Regions from separate parts of the Homo sapiens genome. Here region 2 is linked to region 1. The links are chromatin loops, found by intact Hi-C in ENCODE. Cell type or tissue: PC-9. All regions are shown on one strand.

Evidence for each region. Hi-C counts contacts between places; a loop is a spot of excess contacts. Peaks named below come from ENCODE experiments on the same cell type or tissue, not always from the same donor. Only the 100,000 strongest peaks of a DNase experiment are listed, where the experiment ranks them.
Region 2: it touches region 1 in a loop (8-fold over the local background); 1 of 110 quality-filtered maps calls a loop at or near these places.

The regions. Positions count from the first base shown.
Region 1 is chr1:121,415,670-121,420,669 of GRCh38, forward strand. All of the region lies in intron 1 of LINC02798 (long intergenic non-protein coding RNA 2798), which reads left to right. Among named protein-coding and RNA genes, the nearest start is that of SRGAP2-AS1, 20 kb to the left of the region's middle. RefSeq lists an enhancer at 4,118-4,619. In PC-9, no CTCF peak of the experiment used is centred here; DNase peaks (open chromatin) are centred at 1,792 and 2,072; H3K27ac peaks cover 774 bases.
Region 2 is chr1:121,572,531-121,577,530 of GRCh38, forward strand. No RefSeq gene overlaps it. Among named protein-coding and RNA genes, the nearest start is that of SRGAP2-AS1, 180 kb to the left of the region's middle. In PC-9, no CTCF peak of the experiment used is centred here; no DNase peak of the experiment used is centred here.

The sequences.
Region 1 (5,000 bases):
TCTATTCATTCAGTCAAAAATATTTCTTGAGCACTTACTATATCCTAAGTACAGTGCTAGGTTGTGAGGGTAAAATGGTGAATAATACTGATATCATGCCTATACTCATGAATCTTACAGTGTGATGTGTAACTGGTAATTAATCTGTCCTCACTCAAGTTAAGCTATGGTAAATGGTATGACAGAAAATATGGGGACCTCATTGAGTATGTGACAGAAGGAATTGATTTAATCTGGGTGTCCAGAGTATCCTTCCCTAAGGGAGTGAAGTTTGGGCTAACAGGTGAATAAGGAGTTAGCTAGAAAGGGGGTGGAGACACATCTGCAAAGAGCAGAGAATTCCAAGATGCTGAAGCCCAAGTTATCCTGGAACTTTAGAAGAACTGGAAGATGGTCACTGTGGCTGGCATAAGGGGACAAGAGAGAACAATGCACCTGGAGCTTTCTTGCAGGCTCCGTTAAGATAATGATAAGAAATTTGTGCTGTGCACTGTGGCTCACACCTATAATCCTAGTACTTTGGGAGGCCAATATGGGCAGATTGCTTGAGCTCAGGGGTTCAAGACCAGCCTGGCCAATATGGCAAAACCCCATCTCCACAAAAAATACAATAATTAGCTGGGCGTGGTGCTGCGTGCCTGTGGTTCCTGCTAATTGGAGGGTGAGGTAGGAGGATTGCTTGAGCCCAGGGGGCAGACGCTGCAGTGAGCTGAGATCCTGCCTTGGAAAATTATTAGATAATTTAAATTGAGAAGTAAAATAAGATGTATAGTTTTAAACAATCACTCTGGACAGTGTATTAGAAAACAAGCAGAGATCACTTCAATGTTTTAAGTAATTTGTGCTAAAGCCTAAAGCTACAACTCAGATAGTTAGAAATGTCAAACTATTTTAAAATATGTTGCTTCAACCTATTTATTAATATGTTGAGATTGCAAAGTGTCTCAAATGCTTACTTGAGAATAAAGGCCAAAATTGAGTAGTCAGTCACAACGTTAGGACTATTTCTTTGTTCCAAATTCAAAGGCACTCTTATTTGCATTCAGTATATATGCATTTTTTTTATTTTTGAGTGCCAACCAGAAGTTTAGCTATTGAAGAGTATAGCAAAGGGAAAGGCCAACAGCAAAATTGTATTTTCCGCATTTGCAAATCACTGCAAGATCTGGTCTTTCAAAACAATTTGGATTAGGTGAAGTATGGCATCCCTGTCTTGTGTATGAATTACAGAGCTATCATTCTGCTACAGTTATGATTATATTCATTGTAAGACAGAAGGCTGAGCAATTTAAAAAGTTCTATAATACAACTTAAAAATTTATATGAAATCGCCAGTCACTTTTCTATTTTCTGTTCTTCCTCTCCTCCGTCTTCCTTCTTCCACCTCACCCTCCACACCCCCACTTCCTCCTCTGTCTTTGAAAATACGACAAAATACATTTGATAATATAAAAAAAACACAGGTTATGCTATTTCAATAACTACAATGTAACATTAAAGTAGTTATTTGATTTTACCTTTTAAAAATACTAACCAGTCATATTTCGGACAATAATTCTAAATCTTAATGAGAAAATGAAATACAGCTTTTTAATGATTTGCAAGCATTGATAATCAACTGTTAACAGACTACAGCATTTTTTTTTTGCTTCTATGTGAATAATCTACTTTGTCTTTAATTCAGATTATATATGTAGAATGCTGGAAAATGTTATGTAAGAAGATGCATTTGTAGCCGGGCGTGATGGTGCCTGTAGTCTCAGCTATTCTGGAAGCTAAGGTGGGAGGATTGCTTGAGCCCAGGGGCATGAGGCTGCAGTGAGCCATGATTGCGTCACTACACTCCCGTGTGGGTGACACAGTGAGACCCTGTCTATAAATAAATAAATACATAAATAAGAAGTTGTGTTTAAACAAAATTTGATTTAATAAGTTTTCCTCAAATTGCCTAGTCACAATGGTATTTCATAGCATGCTTTATTTAATTATTTTTCTTTTGTTTTACTTAGCTAAATCAATTTTCTAGGCGTGTTTTATGAGAAATGCAGTTGGATAAATTCCTTAAATTTTCTAAATGATTCATGTATGACAGTGTAAAGGTAGCTAGTTTATGATAATTTTTTCACTCCTTGAAAATGACTGTAATATTTAACTGCTGTGAAACGAAACTGTAAATTATAATCTACATGGTGAAGAAAGAAGAAATATCTGTCAAAACACATTCAAAATTGTTAAAGATATAAGTGGATGTGTCTGGCTAAACTAGATTTAGACCTCTTAAGCTTTTCTTAATTTTAGAAAGAAAAAAGAGCTTGATTTTTTATGTCAAAACAGAATAAAATAAAGCAAATAAGGCATTAACTTGACCAGTCTCTCTGCCATTATTTATTTTGATTATCCATCCATATCCTTTATCTAATCAAATTATATAAAATTTTAATGTGAAGAAAGAAATTTTACTGCAAGAGGAAAATAAATCTTACTAACAGATGAAACTAAACTGAAGGGAGTTCATAAACAAATGTTTTATTGGGATACTGTAATTAGCAATGACAATAGCAATACATAAAGCGTAATATGGGAGTAAAGTGATTTTTCTTCCTGCTAGGCTGTAAAAAATGTTTTTAAGGGGCATTAATACCTTTCCACTCTTAATGTAATCTTGGGCATCAGCTCAGGTACCTTTTCTAAAAGCAGTAAGCACTTAACAAGGCATCCTATAGAAATATATCAGTAGTATTGCTCCAGGGGATCCCAGGCACTCGGCAGGCCGAGGCAGGAGAATCACCGGAGCCCGAGGCAGGGAGGTTGCAGCCAGCCGAGATCATGTCAGTACAGTCCAGGCTCCGCAAGAGAGGGAGACCGTAGAAAGAGGGAGACGGAGAGCGAGAGCGAGAGGGAGAGGGAGAGGGGGAGGGGGATGGGGAGGGAGAGGGAGAGGGCCAGTCTTCGTTTTTTATCAAGCACGAATTATATAACCTTGTTATTCTTTGGAGAATGTTTAATATCTTAAAATAATTATTTTTTAAGTGTGTGTGAATATCTGCTCTATTGACTGTGTCACAAAAGTATTTTTTCTTTGAATTATTATATGTCTCATTTTCTTCCTCTTTCCTTCCTTCCTTTCTTCCTTCCCTCCCTTCCTTCCTCTCCCTTTCTTTTCTTCTCTTCTTTTCTTTTCTTCTTTTCTTTTCTTTTCCTTCCTTCCTTCCTTTCCTCCCTTTCCTTCCTTTCCTTCCTTCCTTCCTCCCTCCCTTCCTTCCTTCTTTCCTTCTTTCTTTTTTTTTTTTCAGAGTCTCTCTCTGTCACTCAGGCTGGAGTGCAGTGGCGCAGTCTCGGCTGTCTGCAACCTCTGCTTCCCGGGTTCAAGCAATTCTCCTGCCTCAGACTCCCGAGTAGCTGGGATTACAGGTGCCTGCCACAATGCCTGGCTAATTTTTGTAGTTTTTAAGTAGAGAAGGAGTTTCACCATCTTAGACAAGCTGGTCTTGAACTCCTGACCTCATGATCCACCCGCCTCGGCCTCCCAAAGTACTGGGATTACAGGCATGAGCCACCATGCCCGGACTCTCTCTCTTTCTTTCTTTTCCTTCCTTTCTTCCTTCCTTCCTTTCTTTCTTTCTTCCTTTCTTTCTTTCTCTTTCTTTCTTTCTTTTTTCTTTCTTTCTTTTTCTTTCTTTCTTTCTTTCTCTTTCTTTCTTTTCTTCCTTCCTTCCTTCTTTCCTTCCTTCCTTCCCTCCTTCCTTCCTTCTTTCCTTCCTTCCTTCCTCCTTTTTTCTTTCCTTCTTTCTCCTTCCTTCCTTCCTTCCTTCCCTCCTTCCTTCTCCTCCTTTGTTTCTTTGTTTCCTTCTTTCTTTCTCTTAGATTTTTCTTTTATTTGTTGCTGCAGCCTCTAGGTTATATAATTGCTCCTTATTTTTTTGCCACCACATTAAGCTTTTATTGCTAGCAGTGAGTATTTGTTAAGTATGTACTTTGAATAGAGAATGGAATACAGTATGTTTAGAAAATGCTTGTTTTCTAACGCATATAAGCTGAAGAATTTTGAAATGTAACAAACAACAAGATAAAGCTTCTAATATATATCAGGCATTCTACCAGCATTTTCTTTAATCCAGAAAACAGCTTATAAATTAAATATTACTAATGACACATTAAAGAAAAAGAAACTAAGATACATACAGATTAAATAAGTTGCCAGTATTTATATGATTACTAAGTGTAAACCAAGATCTTTATTCATTTATTCATTCTCACATTCAAAGATTAGGAAAAATTGATCCTGCATTTCTGCATGACAACACTTGTGTTGGTGCTCACCAGGCTACCCACCACTCCTCATTGTCTTCTCCTGGGCATGCTTTCTTCCTTATGGAATCTGCCTAGTCTCCCAATGAGCCCGGTAATAGCCCAGTACACGTAGGCTAACCTTGTTATTCCAAAAATCCCTCTAGGGTAGTTCCCAAAGTTGTAAACTTCTAAAAAGTTTCAACATTGATATGGAGTTCCAAAAAAGTCAAGGACAAATCTGTATGGCTCCTTGGAATATCCATTTTTGCATACATTTATCTAGGAAGGCTTATGAAGCCTCTTCTACTACAAGAATCTCCTGATGAACAAGAAAGTAAGAAGGAATTACAAGGTTATCTGCATTTGTGAATTACTCATAGTTGTGAAAAACTACAAAAGAACTATAGGGAATGATTGTTCTAAACCTATTCACCCTTCAATTTAATAACTCATAGAGAATTAAGATATTAATTCATTCAATGACAAATATCTATTCAACACTCATTGTGAACCTTGCACTGTGCAATGTGCTGGAGATTCCTTGGAAAACAGGTTGAATATAATCTCTGCTCTCATGCAGCACAAGTTGGTGGGGGAACAAAACAACACACAAATAAGCAAATAAAAATATATTACTGCAGATTGTGAGAAGTGATGGAACAGAGTGCCATGATAAGAAACGGTATAAAAGTCCTTATTTTAGTTTTGGT
Region 2 (5,000 bases), 160 kb after region 1:
CCCCTGCCAGTATACTTCAGAATATCTCAGATCCAATTCAAAATTTCATCTTAAAAGGTAGAATTATTTTCACAGTTTCACAGTTTAGTTTTGATTACTGAAAGCATTTCTTTCATTTTGTCTAATTGAACAAATTTATGCAAAGAATTGGGGACTTATTCCTCATTAGTATTGTTCATCTACAGGTGGAAATAAGTTCAAGTATGTGTTGCAGTATTAATTAAAGGCAAAGTGACCTACTTGTATTATATTCTGAATAAATAATGAATGAAAAATAGAAGAATGACTCAGTTATTTTAGACTCTTAAGTTATACAGATTTATGTAATGTCTATTTTGATTTTTATTAATTAACCATGAATTTATCCTACTCTAGTATTGAGAAAAAGAAAATGGAACTATGGGCCCTTCTTTCAAATGATACTTAGGAATGTATCTGCACTGTATCCAGAAGGTCAGTTACATGCCCTGTTACCAATTGAATTCTGCTTCACTAAGGATAATAATAACTGACATTGAGTGCATGGCACATGATGGGCACTGTGCAAAATGCTTTGACATGTTGTGTTCATTTAATCCACACAATGGTCCTATGCTATAAAAACAGTTAATATCTACTTTTTTATAGATGAGGAAACTCCAGCTTAGAGAGATTAGGTAAGCTGTCTAAAGTCACCCTGCCTGTAAGTGTTTAGAGCTGAGATTCACATTCACGGAGTCCTCCTGAAGAACCTAGGATTAACCACTATGTTGAACAGCTTTGGCCTGCAAATTACATGCTTCTTAGAAAATGAGGCTATTATCTATAATCTGTATTTTTTAATATCAATTTTATTCCTTTCAACTGGTCAGTTATATCATAAATTCCACGGAATTTTTATAGAACCCATGCTTTGCCACTCTTGTATCCCTATAGTGGTGCTGGGGAATAAAGACACATTTATTTGCCTTAGCACTCTTTCTTTCTTTTTTTTTTTTTTGTAATTTTACTTATAAATTGGGAGGGTGGCCATAAAATTTATCATCCAACCACTGAAAGTGAAAGAAGGTGCTATTTATGATTTCCCCAGGACAACAGGCAGAAAATACTCTCTGGTCATACATTTAGCCTGCAGAGAGAATTTAAGTACATTATGGATAGTCTGCCATAGACACAGCAGTAGCATCTGCAACAAGTGAATGATAAATATGTATACATATGTAACTAACCTGCACATTGTGCACATGTACCCTAAAACTTAAAGTATAATAATAATAAAAATAAAACAATCAACTTTCAGGGAAATAGCCATTTTTAGAAAACATAGGGAAATAGCCATTTTAAGTAAATGTCAGGTGAGTCTCACTATAAACTGCCTATAATGAGACAGTTTAGTAAGCTTAAAGTTTTATTAATTCCCAAAAGCATCTAATAGGTTGAGATTTATTGGCATTCAAAAGTATGATTCACAAATTGTAAGAGAAGCTGGCAAAGTCATGTTTTTGCTGGCCTATGGAATGCACCGGAGAATTCTTTGGACTTGCATATCTTCTGATTCATGTGTCATAATAATAATGTCTGTGTGATTCTCAGTGAATCATGAATGCGTGATTATGCTTTTACAATAAAATTTGTTTATGAAGTCAGTGAAGATAATTCATGAATAACATTGTCAAAATTACTTTTAATCACATGATTAACCTGCAACAACTATGTATATTATTTTTTATGTGTTGGCTTATTATGTTCAAAAACTTTGTTTATAAAAACTGATTTTGCAGAGGGAGGAGCCAAGATGGCCGAACAGGAACAGCTCCGGTCTACAGCTCCCAGCGTGAGCAATGCAGAAGACGGGTGATTTCTGCATTTCCATCTGAGGTACCGGGTTCATCTCACTAGGGAGTGCCAGACAGTGGGCGCAGGTCAGTGGGTGCAGTGCACTGTGCGTGAGCCAAAGCAGGGCGACACATTGCCTCACTCTGGAAGCGCAAGGGGTCAGGGAGTTCCCTTTCCTGGTCAAGGAAAGGGGTGACAGACGGCACCTGGAAAATCGGGTCACTCCCACCCGAATACTGCACTTTTCCAATGGGCTTAGGAAACGGCACACCAGGAGATTGTATCCCGCACCTGGCTCGGAGGGTCCTACGACCACAGAGTCTCACTGATTGCTAGCACAGCAGTCTGAGATCAAACTACAAGGCAGCAGCGAGGCTGGGGGAGGGGCGCCCGCCATTGCCCAGGCTTGCTTAGGTAAACAAAGCAGCCAGTAAGCTCGAACTGGATGGAGCCCACCACAGCTCAAGGAGGCCTGCCGGCCTCTCTAGGCTCCACCTCTGGGGGCAGGGCACAGACAAATAAAAAGACAGCAGTAACCTCTGCAGACTTAAATGTCCCTGTCTGACAGCTTTGAGGAGAGCAGTGGTTCTCCCAGCATGCAGCTGGAGATCTGAGAACGGGCAGACTGCCTCCTCAAGTGGGTCCCTGACCCCTGACCCCTGAGCAGCCTAACTGGGAGGCACCCCCCAGTAGGGGCAGACTGACACCTCACATGGCCAGGTACTCCTCTGGGACAAAACTTCCAGAGGAACAATCAGACAGCAGCATTTGTGGTTCATGAAAATCCGCTGTTCTGTAGACACCGCTGCTGACACCCAGGCAAAGAAGGTCTGGAGTGGACCTCTAGCAAACCCCAACAGACCTGCAGCTGAGGGTCCTGTCTGTTAGAAGGAAAACTAACAAACAGAAAGGACATCCACACCCAAAACCCTTCTGTACATCACCATCATCAAAGACCAGAGGTAGATAAAACCACAAAGATGGGGAAAAAACAGAGCAGAAAAACTGAAAACTCTAAAAAGCAGAGTTCCTCCTCCAAAGGAACGCAGTTCCTCACCAGCAACGGAACAAAGTTGGATGGAGAATGACTTTGATGAGTTGAGAGAAGGCTTCAGACAATCAAACTACTGCAAGCTACAGGAGGAAATTTGAACCAAAGACAAAGAAGTTGAAAACTTTGAAAAAAATTTAGACGAATATATAACTAGAATAACCAATACAGAGAAGTGCTTAAAGGAGCTGATGGAGCTGAAAGCCAAGGCTCGAGAACTACGTGAAGAATGCAGAAGCCTCAGGAGCCGATGCGGTCAACTGGAAGAAAGGGTATCAGTGGTGGAAGATGAAATAAATGAAATGAAGCAGGAAGGGAAGTTTAGAGAAAAAAGAATAAAAAGAAACTAACAAAGCCTCCAAGAAATATGGGACTATGTGAAAAGACCAAATCTACATCTGATTGGTGTACCTGAAAGTGACGGGGAGAATGGAACCAAGTTGGAAAACACTCAGCAGGATATTATCCAGGAGAACTTCCCCAATCTAGCAAGGCAGGCCAACATTCAGATTCAGGAAATACAGAGAACGCCACAAAGATACTCCTCGGGAGGAGCAACTCCAAGACACATAATTGTCAGATTCACCAAAGTTGAAATGAAGGAAAAAATGTTAAGGGCAGCCAGAGAGAAAGCTCAGGTTACCCACAAAGGGAAGCCCGTCAGACTCATAGCTGATCTCTCGGCAGAAACTCTACAAGCCAGAAGAGGGTGGGGGCCAATATTCAACATTCTTAAAGAAAAGAATTTACACCCCAGAATTTCATATCCAGCCAAACTAAGCTTCATAAGTGAAGGAGAAATAAAATACTTCACAGACAAGCAAATGGTGAGAGATTTTGTTACCACCAGGCCTGCCCTAAAAGAGCTCCTGAAGGAAGCACTAAACATGGAAAGGAACAACTGGTACCAGCCACTGGAAAATCATGCCAAAATGTAAAGTCCATCAAGACTAGGAAGAAACTGCATCAACTAATGAGCAAAATCACCAGCTAACATCATAATGACAGGATCAAATTCACACATAACAATATTAACTTTAAATGTAAATGGACTAAATGCTCCAATTAAAAGACACAGACTGGCAAATTGGATAAAGAGTCAAGACCCATCAGTGTGCTGTATTCGGGAAACCCATCTCACGTGCAGAGACACACATAGGCTCAAAATAAAAGGATGGAGGAAGATCTATCAATCAAATGGAAAACAAAAAAAGGCGGGTTGAAATCCTAGTCTCTGATAGACTTTAAACCAACAAAGATCAAAAGAGACAAAGCAGGCCATTACATAATGGTAAAGGGATCAACTCAACAAGAAGAGCTAACTATCCTAAATATACATGCACCCAATACAGGAGCACCCAGTTTCATAAAGCAAGTCCTGAGTGACCTACAAAGAGACTTAGACTCCCACACAATAATAATGGGAGACTTTAACACCCCACTGTCAACATTAGACAGATCTACGAGACAGAAAGTCAGCAAGGATACCCAGGAATTGAACTCAGCTCTGCACCAAGCGGACCTAATAGACATCTACAGAACTCTCCACCCCAAATCAACAGTATACATTTTTTTCAGCACCACACCACACTTATTCCAAAAATGACCACATAGTTGGAAGTAAAGCTCTCCTCAGCAAATGTAAAAGAACAGAAATTATAACAAACTGTCTTTCAGACCAAAGTGCAATCAAACTAGAACTCAGGATTAAGAAACTCACTCAAAACCGCTCAACTACATGGAAACAGAACAACCTGCTCCTGAATGATTACTGGGTACATAATGAAATGAAGGCAGAAATAAAGATGTTGTTTGAAACCAATGAGAATAAAGACACAACATACCAGAATCTCTGGGACACATTCAAAGCAGTGTGTAGAGGGAAATTTATAGCACTAAATGCCCACAAGAGGAAGCAGGAAAGATCCAAAATTGACACCCTAACATCACAATTAAAAGAACTAGAAAAGCAAGAGCAAACACATTGAAAAGCTAGCAGAAGGCAAGAAATAACTAAAATCAGAGCAGAACTGAGGGCAATAGAGACAAAAAACCCTTCAAAAAATTAATGAATCCAGGAGCTGGTTTTTTGAAAGGATCAAAAAAATTGATAGACCGCTAGCAAGACTAATAA